Regions from separate parts of the Homo sapiens genome. Here regions 1, 2, 3, 5 and 6 are each linked to region 4. A link is an interaction called in ENCODE POLR2A ChIA-PET data of the cell type or tissue named here. Cell type or tissue: HepG2. All regions are shown on one strand.

What was found. ChIA-PET counts read pairs that join two places held together with the same protein. Peaks named below come from ENCODE experiments on the same cell type or tissue, not always from the same donor. Only the 100,000 strongest peaks of a DNase experiment are listed, where the experiment ranks them.
Region 1: POLR2A ChIA-PET joins it to region 4 with 13 read pairs; 15 of 35 experiments call an interaction of 5 or more read pairs at or near these places.
Region 2: POLR2A ChIA-PET joins it to region 4 with 17 read pairs; 4 of 35 experiments call an interaction of 5 or more read pairs at or near these places.
Region 3: POLR2A ChIA-PET joins it to region 4 with 11 read pairs; 11 of 35 experiments call an interaction of 5 or more read pairs at or near these places.
Region 5: POLR2A ChIA-PET joins it to region 4 with 20 read pairs; 8 of 35 experiments call an interaction of 5 or more read pairs at or near these places.
Region 6: POLR2A ChIA-PET joins it to region 4 with 11 read pairs; 10 of 35 experiments call an interaction of 5 or more read pairs at or near these places.

Annotation. Positions count from the first base shown.
Region 1 is chr3:58,013,142-58,017,141 of GRCh38, reverse strand. The region is part of intron 1 of FLNB (filamin B); the gene reads right to left. Among named protein-coding and RNA genes, the nearest start is that of FLNB, 6.7 kb to the right of the region's middle. RefSeq lists enhancers at 1,485-1,998, 1,999-2,511, 2,512-3,025, 3,052-3,552. In HepG2, no CTCF peak of the experiment used is centred here; no DNase peak of the experiment used is centred here; H3K4me3 peaks cover 224 bases.
Region 2 is chr3:58,174,086-58,178,085 of GRCh38, reverse strand. It overlaps LOC124909485, which reads right to left. Exons shown (of 6, transcript XM_047449435.1): 4 at 240-378; 5 at 79-159. Among named protein-coding and RNA genes, the nearest start is that of FLNB-AS1, 5.5 kb to the right of the region's middle. In HepG2, a CTCF peak has its summit at 207 (motif pointing left); DNase peaks (open chromatin) are centred at 205, 2,425 and 3,905; H3K4me3 peaks cover 1,402 bases.
Region 3 is chr3:58,050,672-58,054,671 of GRCh38, reverse strand. The region is part of intron 1 of FLNB (filamin B); the gene reads right to left. Among named protein-coding and RNA genes, the nearest start is that of FLNB, 44 kb to the right of the region's middle. RefSeq lists an enhancer at 2,036-2,330. In HepG2, no CTCF peak of the experiment used is centred here; DNase peaks (open chromatin) are centred at 1,561 and 2,171.
Region 4 is chr3:58,099,859-58,103,858 of GRCh38, reverse strand. It overlaps FLNB (filamin B), which reads right to left. Exons shown (of 46, transcript NM_001457.4): 9 at 1,519-1,656. Among named protein-coding and RNA genes, the nearest start is that of FLNB-AS1, 69 kb to the left of the region's middle. In HepG2, no CTCF peak of the experiment used is centred here; DNase peaks (open chromatin) are centred at 748 and 1,758.
Region 5 is chr3:58,040,504-58,044,503 of GRCh38, reverse strand. All of the region lies in intron 1 of FLNB (filamin B), which reads right to left. Among named protein-coding and RNA genes, the nearest start is that of FLNB, 34 kb to the right of the region's middle. RefSeq lists enhancers at 1,545-2,058, 2,574-3,088. In HepG2, no CTCF peak of the experiment used is centred here; DNase peaks (open chromatin) are centred at 2,303 and 3,123.
Region 6 is chr3:58,019,387-58,023,386 of GRCh38, reverse strand. All of the region lies in intron 1 of FLNB (filamin B), which reads right to left. Among named protein-coding and RNA genes, the nearest start is that of FLNB, 13 kb to the right of the region's middle. RefSeq lists enhancers at 669-1,650, 1,651-2,631, 2,632-3,614. In HepG2, a CTCF peak has its summit at 3,519; DNase peaks (open chromatin) are centred at 1,226, 2,046, 2,826 and 3,436; H3K4me3 peaks cover 512 bases.

The sequences.
Region 1 (4,000 bases), 87 kb after region 4:
GTCATAAAGAGACCCATTTGGTTTTCTAATCATTTTCCCCAAAAAGCTTTCTTCCCAGTACATGGACTCAGTTTCCCATGAAAAGTTAGTTAGGCACCTTAAAAATACAAGATCACTTCTCAAGCTCCTGAAGAAGAAAGTATTGTTGTTTATTATACAATAACCTGAGCCAATTTAGGGATTACTGTGCCCGTTTAATGAATAACTAGATTTACAACAGTAATGTAAGATGGCTTCTAGTAGAATGTCATGAAAAGCAACTGTAATCATTATAAAAGCAGGAAATAGCCCCATTTAGATTAAAATGGCTCATTCCATTGAATATTTTCATTAGTTAAACTTATTGTTGGGGGAAGGTGTTACAATTACAGATCCAGCTCCTTAATTTAGAATACTCAAAGATGAAAATTAAAAGCAGAATAACAAGAATATGGAAAAAAGAAAAAAACTAAATGTAGAAACACAAACCTTCACGGGAGCCTCCAAAAGAGGTATGTCCACCCCAAGGGGACATAAGATAATCCGTTAGAGCCAGGAAAAAAACAGATTTTATATTTGGATTTGTCATCTAAAAAGAAACTAAGATTTACTAATATTTAATATACAAATTGACAGTAGAGTATGTTTATAACTTATAAATATATATAAATACATATATAAATATATATATATATGAGGAAGGGGCACATACAAAACTTTCTGCTAATAGGAATGACTGGAGCAACAGGTGAGACCCCTGAGATAAACGACCCCTTTTGGCTGGGTTTACTACCCTACACTAAACAAGGGGCTGGATGCCGTGGCTCACGCCTGTAATCCCAGCACTTTGGGAGGCTAGGTGGGTGGATCACCTGAGGTCAGGAGTTCGAGGCCAGCCTGACCAACATGGTGAAACACCATATCTACTAAAAATACAAAATTAGCCAGGTGTGCACATGCCTATAATTCCAGCTACTTGGGAGGCTCAGGCAGGAGAATCTCTTGAACCCGGGAGATGGAGGCTGCAGTGAGCCGAGATCATGCCACTGTACTGCACTCCAGCCTAGGAAACAAGATTGAAACTCCAACTCAAAAAAAAAAACAAACAAACAAACTCAAGGAGCATACCCCATAGGCAGCCTCCAGTTTCAGAAAGCCCTTGGTAAACCAGCCCTGCCCACCCCTCCACTGCCCCTCTGACCTGAGCATCAAGACCTCTAAACTGACACACTCGTCTGCTCCTGTGTAAATGTCTGTTTGCCTGCCTAATTCTAGTCACGCTTTAGGTCTTAGCTGAAAGGTCCCTTCCTCCAGGGAACCTTCTAGATTACCCATACCCAGCCTAGGGGCAGGTGCTCCTCCTTTTCAGAGGGCTTGGCACCTAGATCCTTGCTACTTACAGCACGGTGCACAGACAGCAGGATCTGAAGCTGACTGGAAACGCAGAATCCCAGCCTACACCCCAGCACCTACTCAATCAGACCTGCATTTTTAACAAAGTCCCCAGGTGATGAGCATGGGCCTGAAGGTTTGAGCAGCTCTCCTCTGCATGGCTCTCCCTGCTTGCTTGTCTCTTCTCCTCTGAGCAGTATCTGAGGCAAGCAAAGGACATGATCCTCTCATTCCTGTTGTCCTAGCACCCAGCACAGGGCCTGGTTCAGAGATGGGCTTTCATATATTTGTTGAATGAGGAAAGGAAGAAAGGATCTTGGGAGACATCTTCATCAGACGTTCTGAACTTGGAGAAAGGGAACAGCTAACACACCAGATGACAGCAATAGGATTCCAAAAATATCTGGACTGGCCAGAGAATAGACAGAAGACAAGACAAAGTCCTGGACTTGGGTCCAAAAGCACAATATTCATAGTGATAATGACAACACTGTGCTATAACTTAACCTCATCAAATATAATGCTCCCAGCAACTCTAAGATAGCAACTATTTTGCTCTTGCATTTTATAGACAGGGAAGCAGGCACAGAAAGGTTAAAGCAGTGGACTAGAGTTGCACAGCTGGTATCAGGCAGAGTGCGGATTAGAATCCAGACAGTCTAGCTTCAGACCGAGGCCCTGAATCACTAGGCTACATCCAGTTTTGCCTAGGATATGCTACCTGGAAACTGATGTAGCAAAGTTGGCTGGGTCCGGTGGCTCACGCCTGTAATCCCAGCACTTTGGGAGGCCGAGGCAGGTGGATCACGAGGTTGGGAGTTCGAGACCAGCCTGACCAACAAGGTGAAACCCCATCTCTACTAAAAATACAAAAATTAGCCAGACATAGTGGCGCACGCCTGTAATCCCAGCTACTCAGGAGGCTGAGGCAGGAGAATTGCTTGACCCCGGGAGACAGAGGTTGCAGTGAGCCGAGATCACGCCACTGCACTCCAACCTGGGCGACAGAGCAAGACTCCATCTCAAAAAAAAAGAAAAAGAAAACGCAAGGTGACTGGCACCCTGACCATGGAGCTACTGGAGGCAGGGCCTAAAGGCTCCAGGCCCTGGGTATCTGCTCCCCTAAGGAGCAGGGCAGCCATCCTCAACTAAGCCAGCAGCCCACTCCATGGTACCTGCCTCACAGCACAAAACCAGGACCCAAGAGACACAATTTGGCTCCAAATCAAAGCCCTCCTTTAGCTCAGACTCTCCAAGAACGAAGGCGGCTGCCGACTGGCATGCTGGCTCCGCCGTTGCTGGGAGAACTCCACAGAGGCCCAACCACCATCTGGAAGTGATTTGGCCCAGAGATTCCTGAAAGGGGTGGGAGGCTGGAATGACCAGACGCCTGGAGCTCCCTGTCCAGCTTGGAAACAAAGCTGGTGTGAATGGGCCCTGGAGGCAGCCATAACATAGCAGGGGGCAGCCCCTTTCAAGGAGGTGACACCCTCTAGGCAGTCCATAGCCGTATTTTAGCAAGTAGGATCAACCTTAGCCAACCAAGCTGTTCTCCCCAGAGCGCGCTGATTTCAAATGCCCTTTCAGTGTGCAAACCTTTCCGGCATGACTTTTGAGATTATTAAACAGTGCCTTATTTAATTAACAGGCATTCACAGAGCACTTACTATGTACCATAAACTGTGCCAAGCACTTTAAAAATTATTAACTTGTTTAATCTTTATAACAGCCTTTTAAGAAGGTAGTTATTATCCCCATTTTAGTGATAAGGAAACCAAGGCACAGAAGTTTCTAATAGCTACTTAGTGGCAAGTGGGATTTGAACCAAGAATCCTTGCTCTTAACTACTACACAAGTGACATTGAATGCTAATGTGCCACCTTGTACATGGCCCACAACTTGTTATTAATAATTCTGACAAAGCATGCTACTTTGCTACTTTTTTTTGAGATGGAGTTTTGCTCCTGTTGCCCAAGCTGGAGTGCAATGGCATGATCTCAGCTCAACACAGCCTCTGCCCTTGGATTCAAGCTATTGTCCTGCCTCAGCCTCCCACGTAGCTGGGATTACAGGCATGCACCACCACGGCCATCTAATTTTGTATTTTTAGTAGAGATGGGGTTTCTCCATGTTGGTCAGGCTGGTCTCAAACTCCAGACCTCAGGTGATCCACCCACCTTGGCCTCCCAGGGTGCTGGGATTACAGGCATGAGCCACCACGTCCGGCCAACTTTGCTACTTTTTAAGCACTCTCTGTACTACCCAAAAGACATGCTGGCATCTGCTAGACATGCAAGAAAGAGCAGAACTTAAGGTTATTTGGAAATTATTTTGGTAGTAGTAGCACAAAAGGGAGAGGAAGGAAAAGGAGCTGACTGGACCAGTGACCCACCACCCTGGAAGCTGCCTAGTGACCCGAAGTCTTGGGAACACGCACCCTGCCTGCTCTGGCGCTGGCCTGGTTTAAGTCAGTCAAGTAAACTTTAGGGTTAGACCACATCCTCTGAAAAGGAAACAATTCCTTTCTCTAAAGGCCCAAAACAAAACACACCACCCAAACTTCTAGGCCTTGATCATCATTCTTGGGCTGAGAGACCCCTTTTCCTCCCAGCTGGCTGGACTGCCCCAT
Region 2 (4,000 bases), 74 kb before region 4:
GCGGAGTCTGCTGCTAGAACTCCAGACAGCCTCTCTGCCCCACCCCCGAAGCTTCTGCGCTGGAGCCCCCGGACTTACCAGCGCAGAAGAAGAGAGGTGGGTGGGTCCCCCTCCTCCTGGTCTGGGAGAGCCCGCGCCTTCCCCACCGCAGGGACTCCGCTCGCGGACGTATTTCGCGTGTCCAAGGCGACCCCTAGCGGTCACTGCGGCCACGACAACCCAGGCAGTCGTCCTCTCACCCCCGAGGCCCACAACTTCCCCGAGAGGGGAGCGGAGCTGGGACGGTGCAGAGAGGCGCTCCCAAAGGGCCGCCTTCCGCGGGCCCAAGGAGGCCAACGGCCCGCTAGGAGAGCCTCCTCTGGCTTCTGTTTTCTGTGTCTGGAGCCGTGCACAACTTCACGGCCCCGTTCCTAGACAGGTTTACCGAGTTTTAACACAGCCTTGACCATTAATGACTACCTGTGTGACCTTGGGGAAGTCACCAAACCTTTTTTTTTTTTTTTTTCTTTTTAGTCTTGCTCTGTCGCCCAGGCTGGAGTGCAATGGCGCGATCTCGGCTCACTGCAACTTCTGCCTGCCGGGTTCAAGCGATTCTCCTGTCTCAGCCTACCAAGTAGCTGGGACTACAGGCGCCCATCATCACGCCCGGCTAATTTTTGTACTTTTAGTAGAGGTGGTGTTTCACCATGTTGGGCAGGCTGGTCTTGAACTCCTGACCTCAAGTGATCCACCTGCCTCTGCCTCCCAAAATGCTGAGATTACAGGCGTGAGACACCGCGCCCGGCCAGTCACTAAACCTTTCTGAGCCTTGACAAACTCTCCTTTAAAAAATGTGATAGTAAGTCTCAGTGCATAGCGTTAGTGTTACTTACGATGATAATTTTCTTACTCTTAGTTTATTAACTTATTTAAGCTCCATCCATCTAACAATCCCTGGGATGGCGCAGTGTGGGAGCAGCCCTCAGGTCTGTCACTGGCCTAGGCCTATGCAAAGGGAAAATGGTGAAGCTCTGAAACCAGGGGACAAGAACAGGCTGGCATGTGGGCTGGAGCCCTCCTAGGTGCATGTGACTCACCCCTTTCTCCTCCCACCTTTCTGGCCACTCCCTGAGGCCACCAACATCCCACCTCAGACAGAGTTCTGTGGTTGGCCCACCCCACCCCACCCACTCCTACTGATACTGCCTAACCCTAATGCCCAGACCAAGACTCTGTCTGCCACACCACACTGCTTTCCTAGGACTCAGAACTTAATGTCTTAGTTCCTTTACACCAATAATAGTAATTTCACGAACACTTATCATGTACTGGACTCTGTGAAATGCCTTTTTTTTTTTTTTTTTTTGAGACAGTCTCGCTCTGTCACCCAGGCTGGAGTACAGTGGCGTGATCTTGGCTCACCACAACCTCCACCTCCTGGGTTCAAGCAACCCTTCTGCCTCAGCCTCCCCACTGGGATTACAGGCACATGCCATCACATCTGGCTAATTTTTGTATTTTTAGTAGAAACGGGGTTTTACCATGTTGGCCAGGCTGGTCTTGAACTCCTGACCTCAAGTGATCCACCCATCTTGGCCTCCCAAAGTGCTGGGATTGCAGGAGTGAGCCACCATGCCTGGCCTGAAATGCTCTTTACGTATATTTTGTCAGTGAGTTCTCAGAACACTCTATGGGGTGGGTCCTGTTACCCCATTTCATTGGAAAGAAAACTGAGGCACAGTTTTCTGTGAAGGATCAGTGACCTGCCTGCCAGAGGTCATGGCAGGGCCAGGATTTGAATCCCCAGCCCAACCTTAGAGCCACCACGCTTAATGGCTTCTCCATAAGCCTCCCTTTCCCTAGCTGGGGTGCCCCTTCCAGTCTGCCTTGGGGAGCCGAATCTCTGCAACACTCAGGCAGTCCCTCTCTCAACAGCTTTGGGTTGAGGAAAGTTTGCCCAGGCCAGTTGCGGGGTGGATGTGCTGAGCGGGAGGGAGGCAGGGGGAGATGCCTTTCTGGAGTTCATCTGATTTTAGAATGGAAGTTTCCCATTATTTCCGTATTTTACAGATGAGAGCAGTGAGGCACAGAGAAGGTGACCGCCTGAGGTATCTCGGTTGGTAAGCAGCAGCGCTGGGCTTGGAATCCGGTTTGAACCTGCAGCATGTGACCCGCTGTTCTCTGAATGCTGCTGCTACACGAGGTTATTCTGCTGCTATGGAGCAGGCTGCTTGTAGCTGGGCCTGAAGCTGGCATTTCCAGGACTTGGTGCTTCTGCTGAGGTTTTCTCCTCCTCTGAATACACCCTGCCGGGGTTCAGCACCAGCTTTGCCCTAAGCACGTCCACTTCCTAGAAAGGGAGGGCAGCCCCCGACAGGGAGAGGTGTTTTGGTATCTTGGCAAGGCAGTCAGGGCAGAGGGAGAAACATGGGCAACAAAAGGCTTGCAGATTCTTTCATCTTTGTACTTTGTCCCGGGGAGATAAGCGAGTCCAAAATACAAAACACCCTTGGATATGTGGATCCGTGCCACAAGTCAGGCTCGTAGATTCTCCATTTCCTGCCTGCTCTTGAGAGCTCTTGAGGAAGAGAGAAAAAGGGTGTGAGGGCTGTGGAGTAGGTCTCCCTAAATTCCATGCCCATGAGCCGGTCCCCGTGGGCCTGGGGGCTCAGACAAAAGCCTTATCACGAAGCAGAGAAGGATCTCTTTGTTTAGAAAGATTCCTCCCACCATGCGTTAGGCAGCATCCTTAGGACAAAGCCAGAAAAATAAACTGAATCCAGGCTTGCCTGAGCCCTTACTGCCCCCAATGTGACATTTTTACTTCCTCAAATTATGATTTACTACTGTGAAAGGGAAAAAATACCTGCATAAGATACTAATTTCTGGGAGTTTTCATTCGTGAAATATACAGATTATACAGCCTCTTCCCCCTCCAAGTTAATGGAGATTTGGAAAGACTCCATCTCTTTCCTTGACTCTACTTCCATAGGGCTGAGAACTGAGGCTAATGCGCACTTCAGTTAACAGCAACACTCCCCATTTTTAATATAAACTTGGCGGGTTGACAAGGATCAAGCACTCATTTTGCCTTTAACCTTTATTCTACTATTTGTTTTATTTTTTTTTAGATGGAATCTCACTCTGTTGCCTAGGCCAGATGGAGTGCAGTAGCACGATCTCAGCTCACTGCAGCTTCTGCCTCCCGGGTTCAAGCAACTCTCCTGCTTCAGCCTCCTGAGTAGTGAGATTACAGGCTGCACCACAACGCCCAGCTAATTTTTCTATCTTTAGTAGAGAGGGGGTTTCACCATGTTGGCCAGGCTGGTCTGGAACTGTTGACCTTAGGTGATCCGCCTGCCTCGGCCTCCCAAAGTGCTGGGATTACAGATATGAGCCACCGCATCCGGCCTATTCTGCTAGCCTATTCTGCTAATTTTTAAGTCTGTGCAACTTTCAAGGGAAATTAAATCCCGATATGCCCTACTCATTTTACACCAAAGTCATCAAAATGTGGCTTTCAACGCCCCTTTGAAGTCCTAAAACTAGACTTGGTCAAGAGGCCCAAGTGTTTTAAGTGCATCGGAAACAAAGAAACATGTTAATAAAATGTTTCCTTCTTGGCAGCATCCTGGTGAGTGCCTCCCTGGGTTGCAAAGGGAAATGTGATGAGGAAGAGGTGGGCTTGTGTGCTTTGAAGTGGGCAGGGCCTGGGAATCTCTACAGGGCAGTGCAGCTGCTGTCCGCTTCACCTCCATCGGCCCTGTCCATTCCTGGTAGGAAAGAGGCAAAGTCAGTAGTGAAAGGTGGAAAGAAAACACAAAAGTCGGAAAGGACCTGGCACCAGGCCTGTCCGGGGTCAAGTTTCAAAGTTTTCAAGGTATTTGCACAAACAGCTGGTTTCCATAGCAGCCAAGCCCAGGTGCAGGTAAGGGTTGCCCTGTGGTCCTAGCCATTGACTGATAAAGAGGTGCATCCCACCCTGGGATGTCTTTGATGTAACAGGAGGCAGTGGCTTCTA
Region 3 (4,000 bases), 49 kb after region 4:
ATTGAATCAGGGGAATGGTTACCCCCATGCTGCTGTTCTCACAAGATCTGATGGTTTTATAAGGGGCTTTTCCCCCTCTTCTCTCTGCACTTCTCCTTGCTGCGGCCTCCATGTGAAGAAGGACATGTTTGCTTCCCCTTCTGCCATGATTGTAAGTTTCCCGAGACTTCCCCAGCCCTGTGGAACTGGGAATCAATTAAACCTCTTTCCTTTATAAATTACCCAGTCTCAGGTATTTCTTCACAGCAGTGTTGAGAACGGACTAATACAACTGCTGTTCAATAGAAGTTTCTGCAACGATGGAAATGTTTTATATGTACACTGTCCAGTGCATCAGCCACAAGCCACATGTACCTATTGAACACTGGATATACTTGGTATGGCTGAGCTTAATTTTAAATTTGATTTAATTAATTTAGCCACGTGACTGGAGGGTAGAACAGTCAAATCAAAGGTAACTTTTATGTAAACTTTGGAGGTTCTTTAGAACCCAGCCAGCAATATAACTGATCCTCCCAACACTTCCCAAGCACTCAGCACCAAGCTCCAGAGCCAGTGAGTGGGCAATTCCAGGCACTCTCACACTCCTGCACTTCCCACTACTGGGCCCTTCTTTGCCCAGAAGGTCCTTTGTCTTCTGAATTCACCCCCTTAAGCCCCAGTGTTCACCAACCCCACCCTGCCACGGGCCTTCTAGGACAGCCCAGGTGAAAGGTGTTGCTCTTCGCGCCTCTGGGAGGCACTGCAATGAGACTTGTGCAGCAACTTGTGAACACTTTCTCTGTCTTTACTTCTTCACTCTAAGATAGCGGAAGACGAGGCCATGTCCCTAGCACAGGGCCTGTAAAATTAGTAAGAATGCACTGTTTGTAAAATGAACACACTTTCATTTAAAAAAACCACATGTTTGGGCCAGGTACAGTGGCTCACGTCTGTAATCCCAGCACTTTGGGAGGCCGAGGCGGGCAGATCACAAGGTCAGGAGATAAAGACCATCCTGACTAACACAGTGAAACCCTGTCTCTACTAAAAATAAAAAAAAAATTAGCCGGGCATGGTAGTGGGTGTCTGTAGTCCCAGCTACTGGGGAGGCTGAAGCAGAAGAATCACTTGAACCCAGGAGGCAGAGGTTGCAGTGAGCTGAGATAGCGCCACTGCACTCCAGCCCGGGTGACAGCGAGACTCCGTCTCAATAAATAAATAAATAAATGTTTTGTTTTTGCTTATATTTGTGTTTTTAAAAATGATTTGGCTATGAATAGCTCAGTTATTTAACAACGGACTGTGACTTCTCAGTAATCAATGATGTATACCACAGAAATTAACCAGGCATGGTGGCATGTGCCTGCAGTCCCAGCTATTCAGGCAGCTGAGGCAGGAGGATAGACTGAGCCCTAACATAAGCTCTAACTTTCTAAAAAATAATAATAATGTCTTTCTGAAATTAACAGACTTACCTAAAAACCTGTTTATCACATTTTTTAAGGGCTAGACTGTAGACACAGATGGGAAGTCTAAAGTTCAAATGGACATCAGATCTACAGCAGAGAGGTTAGACTACCTGGGTTAACATTCCATTCTGCCACTGAATGATCTCACCCTCTCAAAAACTCCATTTTCCTCATCTGTAAAATGGGCTGACAATGTCTATACCTTGCAGGAATGGTACACACTAAGTACAGTACTGAGAGGCATAAATAGCAGTTGCCTAGCAGAAAAAAATACCCCCATGTACACACAAAATGGAGGAGGCACACAAACTAGACTTGGCACAGGCAGAAGTGTAGAAATGCGAGGGTGACCATGGGGTTTCAGTGCTATAGCTGCTTTAAATCCGGACAGGGCAGGGCATGCCCTTTACACAAAGCTGTGCTCCCTAACGTCCTCTGAGCATACTGTCCATATCATTAGTACTGCTCCTATGCTGTGCCCAGCACTGAAGTCACTTGGGGCAGGTCAGTTCACACACCTCGGCCATCAGCCAGCCCGCAAGCTGTGTGCTGCCACCCTGACTGCTCAGATGACAACCTGCCATCCACACCGATGTCATGACCACGGCACACTAAAGTCTGGAAGCTGCAATTTTTGCAGCTTCTGGGGCTTCTCTAAACAGATAAGACTGAAGTCAGTCTGGTTTTTCTGACCAAAGGCCCTGTTTCCCCTCTTACTCAGCTGTCTTACTCACCGGGCTGGGTGCCACATGACTCAGCCATTGTTAACAATCAAATCCATCCACAGAGAGAAGACCTCAGAGGGGACTCAACAGTGGGCTGGGTCCATCTTAAAGCTGGATCCAAGAGTAGTTTTGGACCCTGTCAGTCCTGTTGGAAGAAGTTCCTAATCTGAAGAAATTCTTGTCCCCTCATATGGTGGTACTAATCTACATGGAGTGATTTTTCCTGATTAATTTTTCCTAATTATAAAATGCCCCACTACAATCAATCCGAATTGTATTCCAAGTGTGGATATAATAAAGCGAGTCGAGGCTGGGCACAGTGGCTCACACCCATAATCCCAGCACTTTGGTAGGCCGAGGTGGGCGGATCACCTGAGGTCAGGAGTTCAAGACCAGCCTGGCCAACAATGGTGAAACCCTGTCTCTAGTAAAAACACAAAAACTAGCAGGGTGTGGCGGCGCGTGCCTGGAGTCCCAGCCACTCAGGAGGCTGAGGCACGAGAATCACTTGAACCCAGGAGGCAGAGGTTGCAGTGAGCCGAGATCGTGCCATTACACTCCAGCCTGGGTGACAAGAGTGAAACTGTATCTCTAAATAAATAAAATAAAGCGAGTCTCTCCCCTGACCGCATCCATCCAGCCCAACTCTCCAACAGGTCAGGGTTGCTCTGTGCTAATGCCGGGGATATGACCTTGGTCCTATCTCAAGCATGGCTCTTCCAACTTCTCAAGCCTTAACACTTCTCCGTTACTCACAAAAATCACTTCAGTCTCAACCCTGGCTACACATCAAAAAGCTTAAAAAAAAAACCCAAAAAAACTGCCCTCCCCAAAACAAAACAAAATCAGCATCTCTTGGGGAGTGGGGCTGGAGTATCAGCAATTTAAAAGCTTTCCAGCTGGGTCTACCTTCGGAATCACTGTGTGCAACTAGACCTCACAGGAATCACATCACAGCAAAATCACTACTCAAGACGACGACCCTTTATCCACATGCAGATGGACACGTAGCAGACCAGAAAAAGTATACAAAGAAAGGGAAAGGAGAGCAAGTACTGTACATGCTTGCAGAACCGGAGGTGCCCAAGGCTATTGCGCAAAGCCTCCTTCAGTGCAGACATGCGGGCCACTTGTCTCAAGGCAACAAAACCACATTCTAACAAAGAAAGGGATGATTCGGCCAGTCCCTTGGAATAAATATGCTGCAATGGTGAACAGTGAACTGGAAGAGGCATGCGTCTCCCTTTTTCTTCTGTAAAAGAGAATAGCCACTAATAGTGAAATCTTACACAAGGAAGCAGAAGGGTGTTAGAGAAGTGAGAGGCAAGCCCATCACTCACTGGAGAGGACCTGCCCTTGATTCCTGGGACAACTCCATGGCATATCCATTTTACAGTGGGGTCAGAGAGACTCAGGGGGTCCCAAGTGACGAATGGCCAGGCTGGGACAAAGCATATTCAAAAGCAAAAGTGTGATCAGGTCCAACTCTTTTGATGGCACAGATTTCCTCTAAAATGCCACTTGCCCAGGCAATATCAGCTACCCACGGAGTGAGTTACCTGAGCATCCCAACAGCAGCGCTTCACCCGCAATAGGAACAAATATTACCCCATTTCACAGAGCCAAAACAAATGCTGGGAGAGGCCTATTTGCCCAGAAGCACATGCCAGTGAGCAGAAGGGCCCCAGAGGAAGCTGTGGAAGGGGGCACAGAGGACCTGTCTCAGCCACCCCATTTCAGGAGCTACCCAGTGCACCAATCTGGAGACTTAGGGTCTTCCAAATTCTAATCTGACATTGAATGTCAGGTGGGATGGAGGCCAGG
Region 4 (4,000 bases):
AACCATACATAAAAACCAAGTGGGCTGCCCCAGAGTATGGGACCTCTCCCCTCAAAGCCTGGGAGATTATTTCAAAGCTAAAAACACAGCCATCTCTGCTTCAAGGTATGAGGAAATGGAGGATTTCCCAGCTAATTGGCTTTAGAAATCTTGCTTGGCTACGAGGGGCCCTGAGGTCCTGAACTCCCTGGGCCTGCATAAAGATAAATCCAGTCACATTTCAGTATTTCCCAATAATCATAGCTACCCTTCCTAGTCCCCCACAAAAACTGGGGAAGAAGTAAACCTTTAGAAGTATTTGGTATGAGTTTTAGGTTCAGTGTTCCAGCGTATACTTTTCCATCTAAAGCTGGACAACAAAAGCAAGAAAGTCCTCAGACGCTATCTGCAAGAGGACAGGTTTTAGATGTGACGCTGCAAACTCCAAACCCAGCCATCAGGCAGGAACTTGTTTTGTGTTGAGCCCTGAGGTTTGGCCAGGAAAGCCGTTGAGTCAAGCAAGTATTCAAGGTCAGGAGAAAACACACACGTACGCACACATACGCAGAGGCATGCACGCGCGTGCACACACACACACACACACACACACACACCCTCCTTGGCTCCTGTTGGAATAATCTGGGAGGGAAGACAGTCCCCAAGCAGCTTGACTCCAGGTCTGGGCAGTCTAGAACCTCGGCTACCCTCAGGGCACAGCCTGACCCAAAGCCTGGTGCTGTGAAGTCAAATATTAACTTTCTGGAGCTCAGAATGCTCCTGCCCCAGCCTGTTGGGAACACAGAAGGTAAGAGCAATCCTGGTACAGGAAGCTCAAGATTCCACAGGCATGGGAGTAAAACCACCAAAGGCTGCTACACCCGAGACTAGAAGTGCTGAAATGCTTCTCTGTTCCAACGAAAAAAGTGAAGACACCCATCCCCACATCTGCTGTCTCCTTCCCCAAAAGAGGGAGAGAGAATGGGTTGCAGGGTTTAACCTGTACCTCCACAAATGGCATTTATCTACAAAGAAAACTTAATCTTAGGGAATTTTATTCTCCTTCTATAAGCACTGATCATAGTAATTAAGTACTTGACATAATTTCATACTCTATAAAATGTAACCTGTAGTGGGAAAATCACTGGCTTTGGAGACTGTGCTTGAATTCCAGCTCAGATGATTACAAACGCTGTATGACCTTAGGCAAGAGCCTTCCTCTCTGAGCCCAGATGTCTAAAATAAAAAATGAGCCACTTGTTCCAACAGCAGCATTTCCCCAACTCCTTTACATCACTGCTTTTTCTACTCCCAGAAGTCTTGATGTAATGTAAAGCTGTCAAGCCACCCACTGGCCGCATCCAGGGCAGACATTACTAATCAATCACTGCCGTCTTCCCCAAGGAGCCCAGATAGCCTCAAATCCTTGACATAGCCTTCTGGGATTATTGAGGACAACTGGCCGTGGGATGAAATCCATATGCCATGGCTGCAAAGTTAGCCAAAACCACACCTGAGATAGAGAAACAAAGGAACACTTACTAGGACCCTTCATGGTTACACCGAGCTCCCCACTTCCTGCAGCTTTGGTGTCAACCTTGAAATCTGTGGTCTCCCGGATACGGACGCCTTTGGGTTGTAGGCCTCGGCCACTGGCCCGGCAGGCATTTGGATTGCAGGCTGCAAGCACAGTTTTGACATCAATTCAATCTTTCATTCTTTAGTCAGAGTCGTGAAAGCCAAGGTAACCTGGAGCCACCCGCCAAGAAAATATTTGCTTTGCACAAATAGTATGCAGTAGTTGCCCAAGACCAGGGGTCCCACTCAGGGAGCACACCAGGCTAGCAAATACAGACACAATATAACTTTGTCCAGTGACACCACAGAAGGACTGGAGAAAAGTGACTTTGGCAAAGAAAACAGGAGAGCACAGCAAATCCATGCTGTGCTCCTGCTTCCAGCATTTAACCTTTCATTTGTGAAAGGGAGTTAAGGCCGAGTGCTGGACATTATTCAAACCTCACTGCCATACTCAAGGGCTCAGTAATTGGATAGACTGGACTTTTTCAAGTCTTCTTGGAAAATGCAGTACTTGAAAATGCCTGTCTGGGTTCCAAAACCTGGGTCAGCCATTTTTAAGTGTCTAAATGTTGTTGTCTTCCGCCTGAACAACCAGGCAAAAACAACCAACACAGCTTGGAAAGAGACCAGTTCAGCCCCACCTTGGCTGAGGCAGACCAATCTTTTCGTGCTGTCTGTTACAAGGCCTTCAGAATGTGGGTGGCTATAAAGGCAATAATTAGCAGTAAACACCATTGCTGATTTCATTTCCGGGTCTAGCTTGAAAACCTAGAGTTGTAAGTCTAAAAGTTAAGGGCGAAGATAGCTTCCAATATGCCTTACTTGAAATGTCCACAGAACTACTGTTCCATGGTATCTAGAGGTTGATAAAAGATACCTTTATGCCCTAGAATAAATCTTCTGCCCAGCACGGACAACCTTTTCAGTAAATAGAAACGGGAGACTAGTGGGGAAAATGTCATGTTATTAAGTGGCTTTTCCTTTCCAAATCTAACACTGAAAATTTGACAAATCTCTATACAGGAAGGTCACAGACTCCAGAAGACGGGACTCTACTCCACAGACGGAAGGTAATTCCTCCTCTGGTTCCTCCTTCCTGCAATGGCCTTAGCTGGCTATTTGGCAAACAACTGCTTCCCAAAGAGTCATACACATACCCTTGGAGTTAGAGATGATTTTAGATGGTTTATGGATGAACATAAGCTTACGGTGGCACTTTATGGCAAGTGACTTTGGTTTTCCATTGTGAAAGTGATATAAAGTTTCTTTTAACATAAAATAATTTACATCTGTAAACCCAGCACTTTGGGAGGCTGAGGCGGGGAGATTGCTTGAGTCCAGGGGTTTAAGACCAGTCTGGACAACAGAGTGAGACCCCACCTCTACAAAAAAAAGAAAAATTAGGTCAGGCATGGTGGCTTATGCCTGTAAACCCAGCATTTTGGGAGGCCGAGGCAGGTGGATCACTTGACATCAGGAGTTCGAGACCAGCCTGGCCAACATAGTGAAACCCTGTGTCTGCTAAAAGTACAAAAAAACTTAGCCAGGCGTGGTGGTGTGCACCTGTAGTCCCAGCTACTCAGGTGGCTGAGGCAAGAATCACTTGAACCAGGGAAGCAGAAGCTGCAGTGAGCCAAGATCACACCACCACACTCCAGCATGGGTGAGAGAGTGAGACTCTGTCTCAAAACAAAACAAAACAAAAAAAAAAAGAAAAAGAAAAAGAAAAAAAAAGGGTAAAAAATGTAACCAGGCATGGTGGCGCACATCTACAGTCTTAGCTACTCAAGAGGCTGAAGTGGGAGGATCATTTGAGCCTGGGAGGTCGAGGCTACAAGTGAGCCATGATGGTACCACTGCACTCCAGCCCAAAAGACAGAGTGAGACCCTGTATCCTTCCCACCGCGCCCCTGCAAATATATATATATTTTTTTTTTACATATGTAAAATCATTTAGGTGGGAGAGAGGATGTTAGTAAATTAAAAGAAAAAGGTTATTCATTAAATGCTAAATAGTATAGGATGTACAGGCCAGAAAAGAAAAAGGAAGTCCACGAGTGAGGAAAGGTTGGAAAACAATAGTAGAATTAGGAAAGCTATTCAAAATGCTCTCTTATGTAAAAAAGAGCTTTGCTTAGGAATATGTTAGAATTTTTTTTGCCTGTTTTTTCTTTGTCAAGGGGAGAAAAGTTGGTCATACCAGAAGTCAGTCACAATACAATGACAGGACTTCCTCGGAGGGCTTTAATGTGTCTTAAGAAACACACACACACTCATGGAAATTATGAACATGTGCAACAGTCTCAACATCAAAAGAGTAATTGCTGAGTTCATATAAACATTAAATGGGGCTAGAGTCTGAAGGGCACCACCAGCTCCTTCACCATCTAAAAAAGCCCTAGATGTGTTTAAAGGCAATTAGACAGTGGGTTTGGGTTCCGGC
Region 5 (4,000 bases), 59 kb after region 4:
ACTGGTGTGCGCCATCATGCCTGGCTAATTGTTGTGGGGTTTTTTTGGTTTGTTTGTTTGTTTGTTTTTTGTAGAGACAGGGTCTCTTTATGTTGCCCACTCTGGCTTTGAACTTCTGGGCTCAAGCGATCCTCCCACCTTGGCCTCTCAAAGTGCTGGGTATAGAGGCATGACACGGCACCTGGCCTAATACTATTTATCATCATCTTGGACTTAAGAGAATGCTTCCCAACCAGACAATGAGAGGCACCTACCAGTCCCTTCTGGGCCATCAGCTAACATCACAACTTCATTAAGCACAGACTCCACCCACCCAGATTTGTCTTAAAGGGCCCAGCCTCATCACCTCTCAGTCCACAACTGACTGGACTGGGGTGGAACCTGACTCAATCCAAGCCGAATCAGGTTCTCCCTGAGGTCTCTGCCTATGGCTACACCGAGTGAAATGTAAACAGCAGGAGCTGCAGGGCAGCCCCGTTGCCTGCAGTGATAGCAGGACTCCTCTACAGAGGGAAGGGACAAAACAGACACCAGGAAGACAAGAAACCATGGCTTTCTGATTTTGGGTTTCAAGTCTTCCTGAGGCCCTGCTGCAGGATTACACTTAAGTCTGTGAACCCGTGGTTCATTATAGGGATCACTGGTTGTTTCTGATGCCCAGTACTGGGGTGGGTGCATGAGACAGGAGCCTCCTAAGCACAGCCATTGGCTCAGAGCTGGGCACATAATTCAAGGAGTCTAATAGCAAATCCTGGACTTGTATAGGAGCTATAGGAGAGTTTTGCACTCAGCACTCTCACTCTCCTTTCTGGCTGGGTTTGGACCTGGGAGGCATAAAGGTCCAGAGATGCCAGAAGCCCTTCTGCCACCACATAGAGCCAAAATGAATGAAGCAGACTGGAGATGAGGAGAGAGATCAAACCCTGAAGACCCGTTTGAAACTTGGGACCAAGTAATGCTTGGGGGCAGTCGGCTCTGGGATGTCTCAGTTACTGGGACAAGTGGCTCCCTCTTTTGCCTTTAAGCAGTTTCAAGTGGTTTCTACAACTTGCCACTAAACAGAAATTCACAAAACTCTCCTGACAAAGAATTTTTTCACTTAAGCCAGCTCAAGTGAGTTTCTCTCACTTGTACTCAAAAGAATGCCAAATTACCAGCCTGGTCAACATGATGAAATCCTGTCTCTATTAAAAATACAAAAATTAGCCGGACACGGTGGAGTGTGCCTGTAGTCCCAACTACTTGGGAGGCTGAGGCAGAAGAATTGCTTGAACCTGGGAGGCAGAGGTTGCAGTGAGCAGAGATCATTCCCCCGGGCAACAGAGTGAAACTCTGTCTCAAAAAAAAAAAAAAAAAAAAAAAGGAATGCCAAATTACCAAAATGACTTATCCAGTTTACATAGCTAGAGTTTAAGGTTTATGTTCTCAAAACAACCCAATAATGCAGACAAAACTCTAGGAAATTTCCCAATTCCTCCTCAGTCTATCAGAAGAATTGATGAGAAGTTATAGGTGTCAAATGACTGTGCTCAACAGCACGACATGGCCCAATATTGGGCCTCCTGGGATTAATTCCCTCTCAGCACCCTGCTAACCATCACAAACAAACATTCCCAGTAGAAAATCACAAGTCGGGTAAAAATACAAGAACTGCTTTTGTAGCATGAGATGAAAGAAGGGATAAATCTATAATGACTAGCCCAGGCGCAACGAACGGCTCATGGCTGGAGGCAAAGGAGAGAGTATAACTTGACCCCAGGAGTTCGAGACCAGCCTGGGCAACATGGCAAAACCCCGCCTCTACAAGAAAAAACACAAATTAGCTGGGCCTTGTGATGCATGCCAAGTAGCCTCCCAGCTACTTGGGAGGCTGAGGTGGGAGAATCCCTTAAGCCTGGGAGGTTGAGACTGCAGTGAGCCATGATCGTGCTACTGCATTCTGGCCTGGGTGACAAAGTGAGACCCTGTTTTCAAAAAGTAGAAATAAATTTGCTGGGCATGGTGGCACATGCCTGTAGTCCCAGCTACTCAGGAAACTAAGGTGGCAGGATCACCTGAGCCCAGGAAGGTGGGGGCTGCAGTGAGCTGTGATCATGCCACTGCACCCTAGCCTGGGTGACAGAGTAAGACCCGGACTTTAAAAAAAAAAAAAAAAAAACCTACAGAGACTAAAGCTCCTAAAAGGTAAATAAATAACAACAAAAACCAGTAAGATCCTCTAATCAAACAGAGCTAATGCAAATCTAAAGTTTACCCGCATCAAAGAGGAGGCCAAGTCCACTTGTGTCCACTACAGCCACATTTCCAGGCCAATTAGAAAAACCAGGCCAGCATGAATCACCAATTGTTCAGGATTCTAGAGGACTTGTTCAACCTAGGTTGCAGAAAACCCATACACACCAAACACAGGTGGCTTCATGGAGAATGCAAAGCTGGGGAAGAATGGGGTCAACTGAGAAACTTTAGAAATGAAGTGGTTCACCAAACTGACCACAGAAAGAACTTCAAGAATGCTAAAATCTCTAAACTCTCTAATGAGTCTCAGAACTCTCTAAAAAGAAAGCAAAGAGGGCACTTGGGGCAAGACAGCTGGATGAGGAACCCTTCTGGTGCTGTTTGACAGTTAAATTCTGTGGCTGGGACCACCCAGCTGGCTACAGTCAAGACAAGCTGCTCGGGAAGCTTCCCTCCTAAGGGAAGCCCACAAAGAAAAGCCAAGCAGGGTTCCAGGAAGGATTTGTAAGGTAGGCTTGAGGCAATTTCAAAAACATGACCCAGGTGACCCAAGCACATAACTGCTTTACCCTGGGTCAAGGCTACTGGCTCAAGGCATGGATTCAAGGCAAGAGTGCTTGTCTTCCCGGCCCAGTGACTGCAGTGGTGGTGGGTAAGTTACTATTCTTTGGAAAATTAAGTTAGGAAGGAAAAGGTTGGCTTACAGCTCATGGGCTAGTCCCACTGGTGGTGGTGGTGGTGGTTGGTGGGGAGGGTCGTTCAGCAAAAGCAAGGAGTCCTCTGAGTCCAGCCACAACCTCCTCACCACTGAAGGCCTGCTGACATCCAAAAGCCCAGAGGCCCTGACAACATTTCCTGTGGCTCACAGACTAACCCAGCACACCAGGGCCGCTCAGCGGGAAGAGACAATGCACACACTGGCTGGTTCAGCGCTGGAAATCCCTGCCCACCTGGCTGCTTCTCTCATAAATGGGAATAATCTGGCTTTTCTTCTGAAAATAAATACTGCAAGCTCATTGTAATATCATAAAGTGATACTGAAAGCAAAAAGAATCAAGTTAAATCCTTGTGTCCACAGGGATACCACACAGAAATCTGGTTTGTGGAGTTCCCCAGATCTGCTGCTGCTCCAGGCTCAGCCACTTGCTTGCCAGCTAGGTGACCGTAAATGTAGCCTCAGTTTCCTCAGCTGCAAAACGGGATTAACACCGTTCCTCAGACCTCATGTAAGTGACATGAGGCATAAAAAGCCACCTAGCACACAGTAAGCACTCACTCACTATGGTTAGCACTCAAATAATAGTCTAATTAAGTTTCTATAATGATCAAACTTTAAGAAACATGTATCCATTCTATGATCCAAAAAAAATACAATAAAGATTTACAGAAAAAGAGAAAAGAAAAACCCAGATGCAGCTCAACTCCCACACATGAATGGGATGGAGCGGGGAGTATATTTTAAAGAAACCATGTTGGCTGGGGACGGTGGCTCACGCCTGTAATCCCAGCACTTTGGGAGGCTGAGGTGGGTGGATCACCTGAGGTCAGGAGTTCGAGACCAGCCTGGCCAACGTGGTGAAACCCCGTCTCTACTAAAAATACAAAACTTAGCCAGGCATGGCAGGATGCGCCTATAGTCCCAGCTACTCAGGAGGCTTAGGCAGGAGAATCGCTTGAACCAGTGAGACGGAGGTTGCAGTGAGCCGAGATCAGGCCACTGCACTCCAGACTGTGTGACAAGAGCAGGATTCCATCTCAACAACAA
Region 6 (4,000 bases), 80 kb after region 4:
TTCAGGCTGGGCACAGGGGCTCACTCCTGTAATCCCAGCACTTTGGGAGGGCCAGGTAGGTGGATCACTTGAGGTCAGGAGTTCAAGACAAGCTTAGCCTGTCTCTATAAAAATACAAAAATTAGCTGGGCATGGTGGCACGTGCCTGTAGTCCCAGCTACTCGGGAGGCTGAGGCAGGAGAATCACTTGAACCCAGGAGGCAGAAGTTGCAGTGAGCCAAGACTGCAGTTTGGGCAACAAAAGGAGACATCATTTCAAAAAAAAAAAAAAAAAAGGCCGAGTTCGGTGGCTCAAGCCTGATCCCAGCACTTTAGGAGGCCGAGGCAGGTGGATCTCGAGATCAGGAGTTCAGGACCAGGCTGGCCAACATGGTGAAACCCCGTCTCTACTAAAAATACAAAATAGCCAGGTGTGGTGGCATGCAACTATATTCCCAGCTACTCGGGAGGCTGAGGCAAGAGAATCGCTTGAACCCAGGAGGCGGAGGTTGCAGTGAGCCAAGATTGCGCCACTGTACTCCAGCCTGGGAGACACAGCAAGACTCTGTCTCAAAAAAAAAAAAAGAAGCAAATTTCAAAGACTTGCTGAGCTGATGGCTTTCCTTGGGAAAGCAGTAAAATATGAAGATTAAAATCTCAGACAAGAATCTGAGTAATAACCACACACTCACTGGCCAATCTGGGTGTGCCTCAGTTTTCTCATCTGCATAACGGGAATTACAACAATAACTACTTCTCAGAATTGCAATGATGTTTTGTATAGCTATTAGTAAGAAGCGTTTATCACAATGCCTGGTACTTTGTATGGGCTCTCTCTATATTCACTGTAACTAATGAAACTGTTACTATGATTGTGACTTTCAGTAATTTCCTATTAAATTCATTTTCTGAGCTTCACCTGGAAAAGGCCTTGTTCTCTAACAGTTGTTGAAGCAAATCACAGATGTCCAGAGAATGAACATGAACTGCTGAGTTCTTTAAGTTCAGCATCACAGTCCAAAAACGAAGTGTTCCACTGGGACCCCAGACCCAGTTGTCTACTACATATAATTCCCACTTCACTAAAGGCAGCAAAGAACCACTGTTTTGCATTTTCTGAATTGCAAATAAGTCAATGTACCAGTCTTAATACTCAAGCTATTATACTAGAGACTGTTTATTTAACAAGTTATTTATTAAATTCCTATTAAGTGCCAAGGTCAGAGCCACAGAGGTAAACAAGAGACACAGCGCCTGCCCCTGGAGCACTGATGACCCGTGGGAGAGTAAGAAGGCCATTTAGAACACCAATACGGCTCAGTAAGAGGGCAGTGTGGCCAAGTGAGGTGGCTCATGCCTGTAATCCCCACACTTTGGGAGGCTGAGGCAGGCAGATCGCTTGAGCCCAGGAGTTCAAGACCAGCCTGGGCAACATAGCAAACCGAATCTACAAAAAATACAAAATTAGCCAGCAGTGTTGGTGTGTGTGCCTGTAATTCTGACTACGTGGGAGGCTGAGGTGGGAGGATCGCTTGAGCCAAGGAGGTCGAGGCTGCAGCGAGCTGTGATGGCACCACTGCACTCTAGCCTGGGTGACAGAGCAAGACTCTATCTCCAAAAAAAACAAAAACAAAAAAACAAGGTGTTGGGTGCCCAGGAGAGGACCTCATGCCCAACTTTGGGTGTGACTCCCCATGGATGTCAGACAATAGTGCTGAGAAAAAGGGATAGGAGAGACAATTAGGTAAGAGGTGCACACCTGCAGGAAGTGTAATGTGACACCTGGATCACATCCTGTAAAGGACTCCCTGATGGGAGAGCCATCCCCCAGGTGCTAGCTTGCCTCCTTTGGTGGAGATAAGGAATGTGACAAGCCACTGCCTAGGTGCTTTCAAGCCAACTCTGCCAAGGCGCCTCACTCAGAACACATTCTGGGTTCTGCCTCCAGATGGCTAGAAGCTCCACCGAGGGCCCCCATCCCAGCAGCAGCACATTCCTGGTCTTCCAGCAGGTACCCCTCCCTGCCTCTGCTGAGAGGGAATCTTGTAAACAGAACCCTGAACTCTGCTCAACTGATAGCACTACAGACTCACAAAGGCCTTTTAGGGTCTCAGCTCAAAGACCTTGCACCTCAGGTCCCCTGGGAGGCAGGGCCTGGTCCCATACTCTGGCCTGCTTTACCCCACACCAAGGGAACAATCAGTTTGTTCCTGGGCAAGAAGCACCAGGCCGGGCCCCTGCTCCCACAATAGGCTGTAGATGCCAAACCATTCTTGTGTCCCTGGAATCTGATAAACCACTTCAAGGAGGTGCAGGGAAACCAGGGTGATACGCACAAGAAGTGTGGTACAAGCATGATAAGAACTTATTTTCTTGGGACACGGGGGAAACTGAGAAATCCTATTTTAGCCACCAAGAAACCTTTCCTGCCCCGGCCTCCCTAGGAGGCCTGCCTCTCCCTCAGTCACACTCAGCACAGGCGGAAGGTAGCACCGTTCCTGCCTGTTGAAGGAAAGCTGACTGCTGCTTGCCATCTTTCATCTTAAAGTCTGAATTTATGGGCTTGCGGCAAATTTACATAGTGCCTGCCACAAATCCCCACCCGTTTCCCTATAGTTCGAATGCCAGAATTCCACCCTGTGTTCCAAATAACTCCAACCTCTTTAGTAGCCTTTTTTTTTTTTTTTTCTGGAAAGGAAATTCCAGAAAACTTGTCTGGCATGGTAAAGGCTGACAGCCTTATGAAAATACTCAGAAAGGTGACCCATTTAGTCAAAAGAGCTTTCAGATCTCTATGAGAAAAGGAATTCATGCCAGCATAAAGGGCCTTCAGAGAGAGAGAACAGGAGTGCTGTGTTAACACCCAGACCTTTCAGCAAGCCAGCCCTGCGACGGCTGGGGAGGCTGAGCCCTGAATGGGCTGGACGGACCAGCTTTCTCTCTCAGGAGAGGTGCGCCTCAGGAGATGCCCGTGGGGATCACAAGTTCAGCTCTGGCTCACACAACTTTGTGCTGCCACAGCACGAGGCTACCTGCAGATGAGCGGAAAGCTGCCTGCTTGGATTGGAAGCAGGCTGCCCACTTGTGCCAGGGCCATGAGACTGATAAAGGCTGGGTGCTAGGCCTGGAAAGAAGGGTGCAGTTGCTGGGCTCACCAGCAAACACAACCCAGCACACCCTCCCACCAGTTAAACAAGGTAGCAGAAGAAAAGGGTGTGGGTGAACTCATTCCTGACAGAGCATAGCTGTGCCTATGTCCGCTGTCACCAAGGATCTCCTGGCATAGTTGGCTCTCAACAACACTCCCCTCAACACACACACACACACACACACACACACACACACACACACACACACACCCCTGTGGTGTCATGGTGTGTGCTGTGAGCCCTGCAGCCAGGGGGAGTTCCAGGGACACCTCCTTCCTCACCTCTGGTTTCTAGACCTCACAAACAAAAGCCCTGCCCACCTCCTCCAAAGCAACCTTTAGCTGGTCCCTACTGTCCACACCTGCGGTGACATTACTGCCCCCTGGAAACCAAAGGCAGGGAAAGAACTGGAGCAATGTCTCCAAAAACTGGAAAAGGTCCCAGTCAGAGCTCCACGGTGTGGGAAAAGATATGGTAAGTAGCCCCCAAAAAGTTTTGTTCTGTAGAAGGAAATTTCAGTTTCACATGAATCAAGCGCAAATGAGTAAAGTTTGGAGCAAAGCAAAACAGGAAGAAAAAAAATCCACAGAAGCAGAAAACAGTCTCTTCTACACCCTCTCACTACAATATATCTATTTTACTTTACAGAGTGTGAAACTCAGTTTTGACACAAAAGTCCTTTACAGCATGATGCAGGCAGGGATTAGGGATTAAGCCTGACCTGTAAAGTGAGGCAGAGCTGAGCCTCAGTTTTCTCATCTGTAAAATGGAAACAGATGTCAACCTAAAAGAAAGAGGCAGAGGCTTAAAATTTAAACTATTAAAGAGTTTACTTGAGCCAAAGTGAAGACAGCTGCCTGAAAGACTCAGGC